Linked DNA regions of Homo sapiens: region 2 is linked to region 1. Evidence: read pairs that join two places in POLR2A ChIA-PET (ENCODE). Cell type or tissue: K562. All regions are shown on one strand. Links, peaks and the distances in the headings refer to the core of each region. The heading gives the core; the rest is flanking DNA. Region 1 holds the start of GPATCH3 (G-patch domain containing 3). Region 2 has its middle 25 kb from the start of MIR1976.

Region 1 (4,392 bases), core at 264-4,263:
TGGGCATACAAGTTTCTTCCAGCTCTGGCTCCTGATGAACTTTTTTTTTCTTTTTTTTGAGACAGATTCTCACTCTGTCACCCAGACTGGCGTATGCAGTGGTGCAATCTCAGCTCACCGCAACCTCCGCCTCCCGGGTTCAAGTGATTCTCATACTTCAGCTTCCCAAGTAGCTGGGATTACAGGCATGTGCCACCATGCCTGGCTGATTTTTGTATTTCTAGTACAGACAGGGTTACGCCATGTTGTCCAGGCTGGTCCTGGCCTCAAGTGATATCTACCCACCTGATGACCTTTTGATTCTCGGCTGTCACCAACTCCCACCTCCTGCATGTCTTCATACGATGTGTTCCAGCCACACCAAACAATTTTTCTCCTAATTTCTTTTTTTTCTTCTTTTTTTTTTTTTGAGATGGGGTCTCGTTCTGTCACCCAGGCTGGAGTACAGTGGCGCGATCTTGACTCATTGCAACCTCCACCTCCTGGGCTCAAGTGATCCCCCCACCTCAACCTCACAAGTAGCTGGGACTACAGGCATGCGCCACCACAACCGGCTAATTTGTATTTTTGGTAGAGACAGGGTTTCACCATGTTGCCCAGGCTGGTATGGAACTCCTGAGCTCAAGAGATCCACCCACCTGTGCCTCCCAAAGTGCTGGGATTACAGGCACGAGCCATTGCAACCCAGCCCACAATGAACAATTTAACATGCCCTGAAAGTTTTTCACGGGCTTTCAAAGCTGTGTCTTTGCAAACGCCATTTACCCTGAAACCCAGAAACACCATTCTCTCCTATTAACTCCTATTTATTTTTCAAGACCCAGATGGAAAGCCACATTTCATGATCCATCTAGGAAGTTAGTTTCTCCCTTCTCTGTCATCTCACAGCACTTGGTGATAAACAGTATAGGCTCTGGAACAGATGCCTAGGTTTGTTGTAGCTCTGACACTAACTAACTCTGTAACCTCAGGCAAGTCACATAACTTCGGCTTCCCTCAGTTTCTTCACCTATGAAATGGGAGAAACAACAGCTCCTATCTCATAGGACTGTTGAGAGGGGTAAGAAAACAAAAGGCTTAGAACAGCGCCTACTAAATACAGAGTGCTCAGTGAATGCTAACAATTAGAATGACATCTCTGTGGCAATAACCTTTTTCCAAATGTCTTCCTTTGTGGATTCTGAGCACACACTATGTCCAACTGTTCTCTGCATACCCAGCTAGTCACACTAGGTCTAGCAATGTAAGCATTTGTTGAATGTGTGAACTGGAGGGCTCTGCACTGTCCTGTTTCCCCATCAAACTGATTTCCCATGAAAGTGGGAGCTGTCCAGAGAAAAGATTGTCTCTTCATTTGTATCTTACTGAAAGGACTGGGTAGGAAGCACAGAGAGAGCAGGAGAGAAAGACAGTAAAAGGGTTAGAGACTGGATTTCCTTTTTTCTTTCTGTGTTAGTGCAAAATCAACCCCTTGGATAGAGAAAGGGTCTCAAAAGGGACCTAACAAAATGAAGGCTCTTCCGAATAAGCCTCTCCGGTTTATTTTTCTCCATGTATTGGACTAACTCCCTGCAAGTTGAGCCTGAAGCTCTGTCTAGAATATGAACTAAACTCATAGAGTCCTAACCAGAGGCCTGACTTATCCTCACCACTCCTCTGAAAAGGTGCCTCTGTTCCAGGCCCGTAGGCCCAGTCTATTAACTTTCTCACTCTTACCTGATGCCTCCGTAGGTAGCCGAAGTCTGCGGATGAGACAGCGACCCGGTAGCCAAGTCCCGTGAGAATCCAGCCACCGGCGGCCCGAGTACATGCGAATAAGCCTCTGAGCTTGAGCCAACCCCCTTACCGAGATGACGCAGCAGCAGGTGCGGGTCTGGATTGGAGTAGAGTCTCGAGTGGAGAGAGGCCGGACATCGGTGGCCGAAGTCTGAGAGAGAAGCTGGCCCTCAGCGGCTGGGTCGGTAGGAATTAGGGCAGAGTTAGGAGCGGCCTGCGGAGGGGCCCGCTCAGGCCGATGCCGGTAGTGGAAACAGAGGAAGCCACCGCCGCGCTCTTCTCGGAACTGGCTAAAATAGCTCCGTAAATGGGCCGAGCGCAACACGGAGGGGATACCGCTCACTACCAGGTAAACTGTCGCCTCCTCCTCCGCCTCGCCGGGCACCGCCATCTTGGATTGTCACATGATCAGCTAGAACCAAGTCTCGCGAGAACACCGCGAGCAACGTTCCAGCCCCTGCGTTGCGAGATTGTGAAAATTCTAACTAGTCCTTTGGGATTGGGGTTGTGGAACCTGGAGCTGGAAGATCCGAAGTCTTCTGTGTTCCTTTCCCACAGAGGGAAGCCGGCGATGATGGAAAAACTCACCTGGAAAATGGGGTCATAGAGTTCTTTCATAAAGCTCTCATGAGGACCAAATAAGAAGCCTGCGGGAGGGGTCATTTTTGAGGTATTTAGTTGTGGATATTGCACACCTAATCTCAACCTTCCTCAGTTCTGAACCTTTAGTCGTTCTTCCATTTATTTTTCCAAAATGTGTTGATGAACTCCCACAAATCGGTAAGAAAAAGATAACCCGGTAGAAAAATGGGCCGAAGATACTTCGCAAAAGAGGAAACACGCAGGTCCAATTTACAATGAAAGTGCTATGAGTTACTAGAGGCTTACGTTAAAGAAAAGATGCACAACTCAATAATAAAAGAAATGCAGCGAGACCCACTTTGCATCCACTATGTTGGCAAACTTTAAAACCTTAGAGTCGATGACAACATGGTGGAACTGAAGCTCTCATACACTGTTGGTGGAAATGTAAGTTGATACAACCACTTTGGGAAACAATTGGCGTTATCTAGTAAAAGCAAAGCTACACATCATTTGACTCAGCACTTGTAGGTAATATTTTATTTATTTTTGAGTTGGGGTCTCGCTCTGTCGCCCAGGCTGGAGTGCTGGGACCACAGATGCAACCCACTATGCCTGGCTAATTTTTTAAACTATTTGTAGAGATGGGGTCTCACTGCATTGCCCAGGCTGGTATTGAACTCCAGGGCTCAAGTGATCCACTGGCCTCAGCCTCCCAAAGTGTTAGGATTACAGGTGTGAGCCACGGTCCCCGCCTTTTTGTCTTTTTTTTTTTTTTTTTTTTTTTTTGAGATGGAGCCTCGCTCTGTCATCCAGGCTGGAGTGCAATGGTGCGATCTCGGCTCACTGCAACCTCCGCCTCCCGGGTTCAAGCAATTCTCCTGTCTCAGCCTCCCGAGTAGCTGGGACTACAGGTGCGTGCCACCACGCCCGGCTAATTTTTGTATTTTTAGTAGAGACGGGGTTTCACCATATTGGTCAGGCTGGTCTCGAACTCCTGACCTCAGGTGATCCACCCGCCTTGGCCTCCCAAAGTGCTGAGATTACAGATGTAAGCCACCGCACCCGGCCCTCTTTGTACGTTTTTTAATTGGGTTATTTGATTACTATTGATTCATTGATTCATAATTCAGACAAAGTCTACACATTATACTGGGTGATAGGAGGAACCTGTAGATTGAGAGACCTCAAACAAAAGCAAAAAATAAAGGGCCAAGCTCAGTGGTTCACGCCTGTAATCCCAGCACTTTGGCAAGCTGGTGTAGGAGGATCCCTTGAGCTTAGAAGTTTGAGACCAGCCTGGCCAAGTTGGCAAGACCCTTGTCTAAACAATAAAAAAAATGACTGCACATGTTTATCAGAAGACTTATTGATAATGTTGACTTTTACCCAAGCCCTGTGATCCTGGAAAACTAAGGCTTAAGAAATGCCTTCCCACTGTTTTGTGTTCTGGAACACAGCATATTGCAAAAAAACATCCTTCCCCAAGTGAGTTAGGTAAGACTGGTGTATGCCCCTCTGGTTCACCAATGACAAAGCCAGACACAGACTCCATATTCCAAATCTCCTCATGAAAGCTTTGAGGAACTTCTTGTCCCCACTGATCAGTTGGAACAAACTTTGGTTAAAACTTCTCTCCTTCCCCCAGCTTCCCGAACTTTGGCTTACCCTCAGCTTGAGCCAGCGCACATCTCCTCCTTAACAGCCTCTCCTGAGAATAGGCTGGCTTCAAGGTAAAGCATTATCTGATCTACTGTCCCATCATGCCACTCCTGATCATCCCACTTCCTCCCACCCAGTTCTGCCCTGTTTACTCCTCTGTATGAGAGAAGAACCCTTTTTGCCTAACCCTTGAGTCACTTGCAGATATTATGGTCAGAGGGTCCTCCCTGCTGCAATATTCTTCCTCCTTCTATTGCAATAGTTCCTTTCTTCCCTTGCAATAATCCTTTCAAATAAAATCTCTCCTGGCAGGGTGTGGTAACTCACACCTGTAATCTTAGCACGTCGGGAGGTTGAGGTCGGAGGATCACT
Region 2 (4,392 bases), core at 224-4,223, 320 kb before region 1:
GATAAATTTGGAAGTCATTAGCTTGGAGAAAGTTTGCAAAGCCAAGAGACGGGGCTTCTGAGAGTGTGGTCCACATACCAGTAGCATCAGCATCATCTGGGAGCTGGGTAGAAGTGCTGAATCTCAGGCCTGTCCCCAGACCTGGTTAATAGGAATCTATCTTATAACAAGGTCTACATGTGATTTCTGTGCATATTAAAGTTTGAGAAGTGCTGTTCTAGGGCCTGAGCAAAGATGAGGGGGTGGGGGGATGCCTGTGCTGAGCCCTGGAGCACCAGCAAGGGACACTCAGGGATGACAGCCAGAGGACCCCCCCACCCCCAGTCTGGCAAGATTCCAAGCCTTATGAACCAGGCCTTGGTTTCCATTATGTCTCGGCCGCCCCACTTTACAGATTTTAGAAAGCTAGGGCCTTAGAAGTGAATAAGTCCTGTTATGATGGAAGGAGATTCTGATAACAGCAGCTAAGTTTTGGGGCTGGCCTAAGTGTACGGATTCTAAGCCCGGCAGCCTCCCCACAGGAGCAAGGAGGGTGCTGTTGGGGCCCCATGGGCTAGGAAGCCCTCCTTTGCAACCAGTGACACTTATGTGGTACTTAGCCCCAACCCATGTCCTGTGTGTTTCACTTCTTGGAGACTTGGTTTCCCCATCTTGGAACCAACATTTCCTGTCCCACCCATCATCCAGGGTTGTCTCCCCTGGACCCCATCACCCAGCTGGAATCCTGAGCATCACCCTGCCTCCTTCCCCCCACTTCTGCATCCTGCCACCATCAATTCTGTTTCCTAAATATTTGGAGGATCCATCCCCTCCTCTCCATCCTCCCTGCCCTTCTCATATTTTTGTTCTTCCAGTAGCCTACTAAATCTCTCCAGACTTTTGTGTCCCCAACATCCTCCATTTACAATCACAAATCTGACCCAGCATCTGCCCTGAAGTGACTCGTCACTGTCTACAAGATATTGCTGAGGCATCCTCGCTTGAATTCAGTGTCCTGTGTGATCTGGCCCCCACCAAGATCCCAGTGTCAACTCTGTAACTTGTCCCCAAACTGCTCACAAGACCCAAACCTGCCGTGCTTCTGCCTCCACTGGATTCTGCTGCCACGTGTGCCCTGCTAATTTCCCATCCTTTAGGAAAATTCAAATGACACCTCCAGGAAGCCAACTAGGACACCACAAACTGTTTGGTGACCTTCCTTTGGGGTCCTCAGACCCCGCTCTGTGCCCCATTTCTGCGTATACCACACTTTTGGAAACAGCTGATGATGTGTTTTCTCCCCACTAGTCTGTGAACCTGAGGGTGTGGGCTGTGCTTTGTTCATTCCATATCCTGTGCACCTGGCACACAGTTTTTTGGTCCTCAGCTAGTGTTTGTTGAATGGGTGAGTGAACGAGAGAGCAGACTTGATGGTGCTGGGGGAAGCATAGAGCTGGAGCCTGGAAAGGCATCTGGGGTGGAAGGGAAGCTGGTGCTCTGAGGCATTGAGCTGTTAGTGTCTTGCCCCAGGCACCAGAAGGAAGATCCAAGAACCAGGAAATGGTGGATGGGTGGGTGGGGTGGGAGTCCATAGGTTTCTCAGCAGCCAAACCCCAAAACCCTAATACTTCACCTCTGTGGGCTTCAGTTTCCGCACTTGCTAAATGGGGATAATTCTTGCCCACCTCACAGCATCACCTGAAGATCAAATGAGTGTGTGAATATGAATGTGTTTAGGAAGGTAAAAAGCTTTGCAATTAGGCTCATTATAGTTTTCACAGGTCGGGACAGCCCCCCAGGGACTCACTGGACTCCAGAAACGCAGTTCCCAGCCACCAGCACCTCCAGTAGGAACTTTCCTCTCTGAGTGCTGACTGCCTGGACAAAACCCATTAATAGGCTGGGCATGGTGGATCACGCTTATAGTCCCAGCACTTTGGGAGGCCAAAGCAGGAGGGTCGTTTGAGGCCAGGAGTTTGTGACCATCCTGGGCAATGTAGTGAGACCCAAGACCCGTTTCTATTTAAAGAAAAAAAAAGTAAAAATGTTTTTAAACCCACTAATGAGAGTGTATATTCAAGGCAACTTGAATCTATGCTCCCAGGAAATATTTTAAATAAGTGAAAAAAAAAAAACACGAATAGCAATAACCCAGCTTGGGACAACAAATGATCAATCCTCATGTCCCCAAGTTCCACAGTCACTCTTCCTTTTTTCTGAGAGTCTTGTTCTGTCACCCAAGCTTGCTGCAACCTCTGCTTTACAAGGCTCAAGTGATCCTCCCACCTCAGCCTAACAAGCTGGGACTACAGGTGTGCACCACCATAGCTGGCTAATTTATTTTATTTTATTTTGTAGAAACGGGTTCTCGCTATGTTGCCCAGGCTGGCCACTCTTCCCTTTAATGCCCAAATAACAACCCCTGAGCACTCACCCTGCAGAATGTCCCCTCCCATAAAATAGTGGCTCCCATCTATCAATCAAATGCTCGTGATGGGAGTGCTGGGCACCAAGTGCTTCCCTTACTTTATTTCATTTGATCCTCATTATGAGGGAGATGTGATAATTTCACACACAAGAAAATTGAGGATTGGAAATTAAATGACTTGCCCGAGGACCCAGCTAAGAGGCAGAGCAGGACTCAAATTGAGATCTCTATGTTTCTGAAACTCACACTTCACCAGTGTGCTGTCCAGCCTCTCTGCTTCTGAAAATGCCCAAGACCTAGTCACACGTGCCACAGATCTGTCTGGTGACCACCCTTCCCCTCAGCCAGCCAGGTGATCATAAAGGTCCCATAACATTGGGGTCTGGTGTCAATTGGAGGACACAGTAGGAAAGTTCTATTTCCCAGCTGGCAAGCTGTAAAAAACAAGATGGGGAATTTGGGGAGTTTCCTGCAGACATTCTCAGAAGGTAGAGCATTCCCATCCCCTGTGCTGCATACACAGCGCACTAATGACGTGTTGAGGTCTTAGAGGAGATTCCTCTTCCCATAGGGGACAGTTTAGATGATCTCACATGTCCCCTTTGGGTCAGAGACTCAGATTCTCAATTGTTGATGCAGACATCAAAATCCCTGAGCATTTTTTGCATTTTACCCACTTATGTATCATGTTTTCCATGATTATTTCAGAGACAGGCCCCCACAGAGAAAAGACTGGTTTCCTACATATGTTAAATAATTCAACCAGTTAGCACCTTGGTTAACACATGGATTTAATTCACTCACTCACCCCGTAATGAAAGGCCACAAAGAACACGCCGACCCATGATTGGTCATTTGTTCATTGGCCGTGGTAGGCACAAGGTCTTGAGTTCCTTCTTTAACCAGGCAGAGTATACACATCATCCCTAATATGAAAAGCAATCTAATGAGGGAGGTATTACAATTTCCATTATTTATTTTTTTTTTTTTTTTGAGATGGAGTCTCGCTTGGTCACTCAGGCTGGAGTGCAATGGGACAGTCTCGGGTCACTGCAACCTCCACCTCCCAGGTTCAAATGATTCTCCTGCCTCAGCCTCCCGAGTAGCTGGGACTACAGGTGCACGCCACCACGCCCGGCTAATTTTTGTATTTTTAGTAGAGATGGGGTTTCACTATGTTGGCCAGGCTGGTCTTGAACTCCTGACCTCGTGATCCACCCGCCTCAGCCTCCCAAAGTGCTGGGATTACAGGCGTGAGCCACTGCACTTGGCCTACAATTTCCATTTTATAACAAGGAAACTGAGGCTAAGGGAGGACACTTGCCCACAATCTCCAAGCAAGGAAGTGGTTCAGCCAGGTTTTGAACCCAGGCCTATCTGGCTCCAAGCTCATGTGTGTCCTACTATTCAACCAACCCTGGTGCACAGGCTAAATATCTTCCCACAGTGACTCAAAAAATCTCACAGTCAGAAGGGCTCTAAAGGCCTTGACTCAACCTCCACCCACTATAGGAATCTCCCACAGATGGTTTCCAATTTCTGTTCGAATACCACCAGTGATGGAGAATCCACCACATCACAAGGCAATCCCCCACACAGTTGGAAAGTTCCTCCACTTTGAACTGAGGGCTTCTGAGTAGCTTCCACTTCTTGTGGGGGGTTCCCACTAACTCCTGGGGACCCAAGGGAGAAATGATTCAACAGAAGCAGGAGAGAGATCTACATGAGCACCCCACCCCCAGTGGAGGTAGTTGCAGGTGGCAGGCAAAGGAGTGGTACTAAGGCTACTCCAAGGAGAGGGAAAGACCCAGAGAAGTGAGCAGGAGGCCCTCGTGGGCCATCATTTCCCAGGGCCTTTGCAGTGGTCCCCACCTTTTCCCTCCCGCCTCAGCTCCTGCCCCACTCATCTGTGAAGGCAGCAGTGGGTAATGGGAACAGGCAGAGCTAGACAGACCCGAGATCATATCCCAGCCCTAATGCTGACC

Evidence for each region. Peaks named below come from ENCODE experiments on the same cell type or tissue, not always from the same donor. Only the 100,000 strongest peaks of a DNase experiment are listed, where the experiment ranks them.
Region 2: POLR2A ChIA-PET joins it to region 1 with 5 read pairs; 2 of 35 experiments call an interaction of 5 or more read pairs at or near these places.

What each region holds. Positions count from the first base shown.
Region 1 is chr1:26,898,276-26,902,667 of GRCh38, forward strand. It overlaps GPATCH3 (G-patch domain containing 3), which reads right to left and starts at 2,192. Exons shown (of 7, transcript NM_022078.3): 1 at 1,717-2,192. The coding sequence starts at 2,167. It also overlaps a transcript of NUDC not described here. RefSeq lists an enhancer at 2,137-2,256. In K562, for the core only: no CTCF peak of the experiment used is centred there; DNase peaks (open chromatin) are centred at 1,866 and 2,196; H3K4me3 peaks cover 2,213 bases.
Region 2 is chr1:26,577,062-26,581,453 of GRCh38, forward strand. No RefSeq gene overlaps it. Among named protein-coding and RNA genes, the nearest start is that of MIR1976, 25 kb to the left of the region's middle. RefSeq lists an enhancer at 2,829-2,958. In K562, for the core only: no CTCF peak of the experiment used is centred there; no DNase peak of the experiment used is centred there.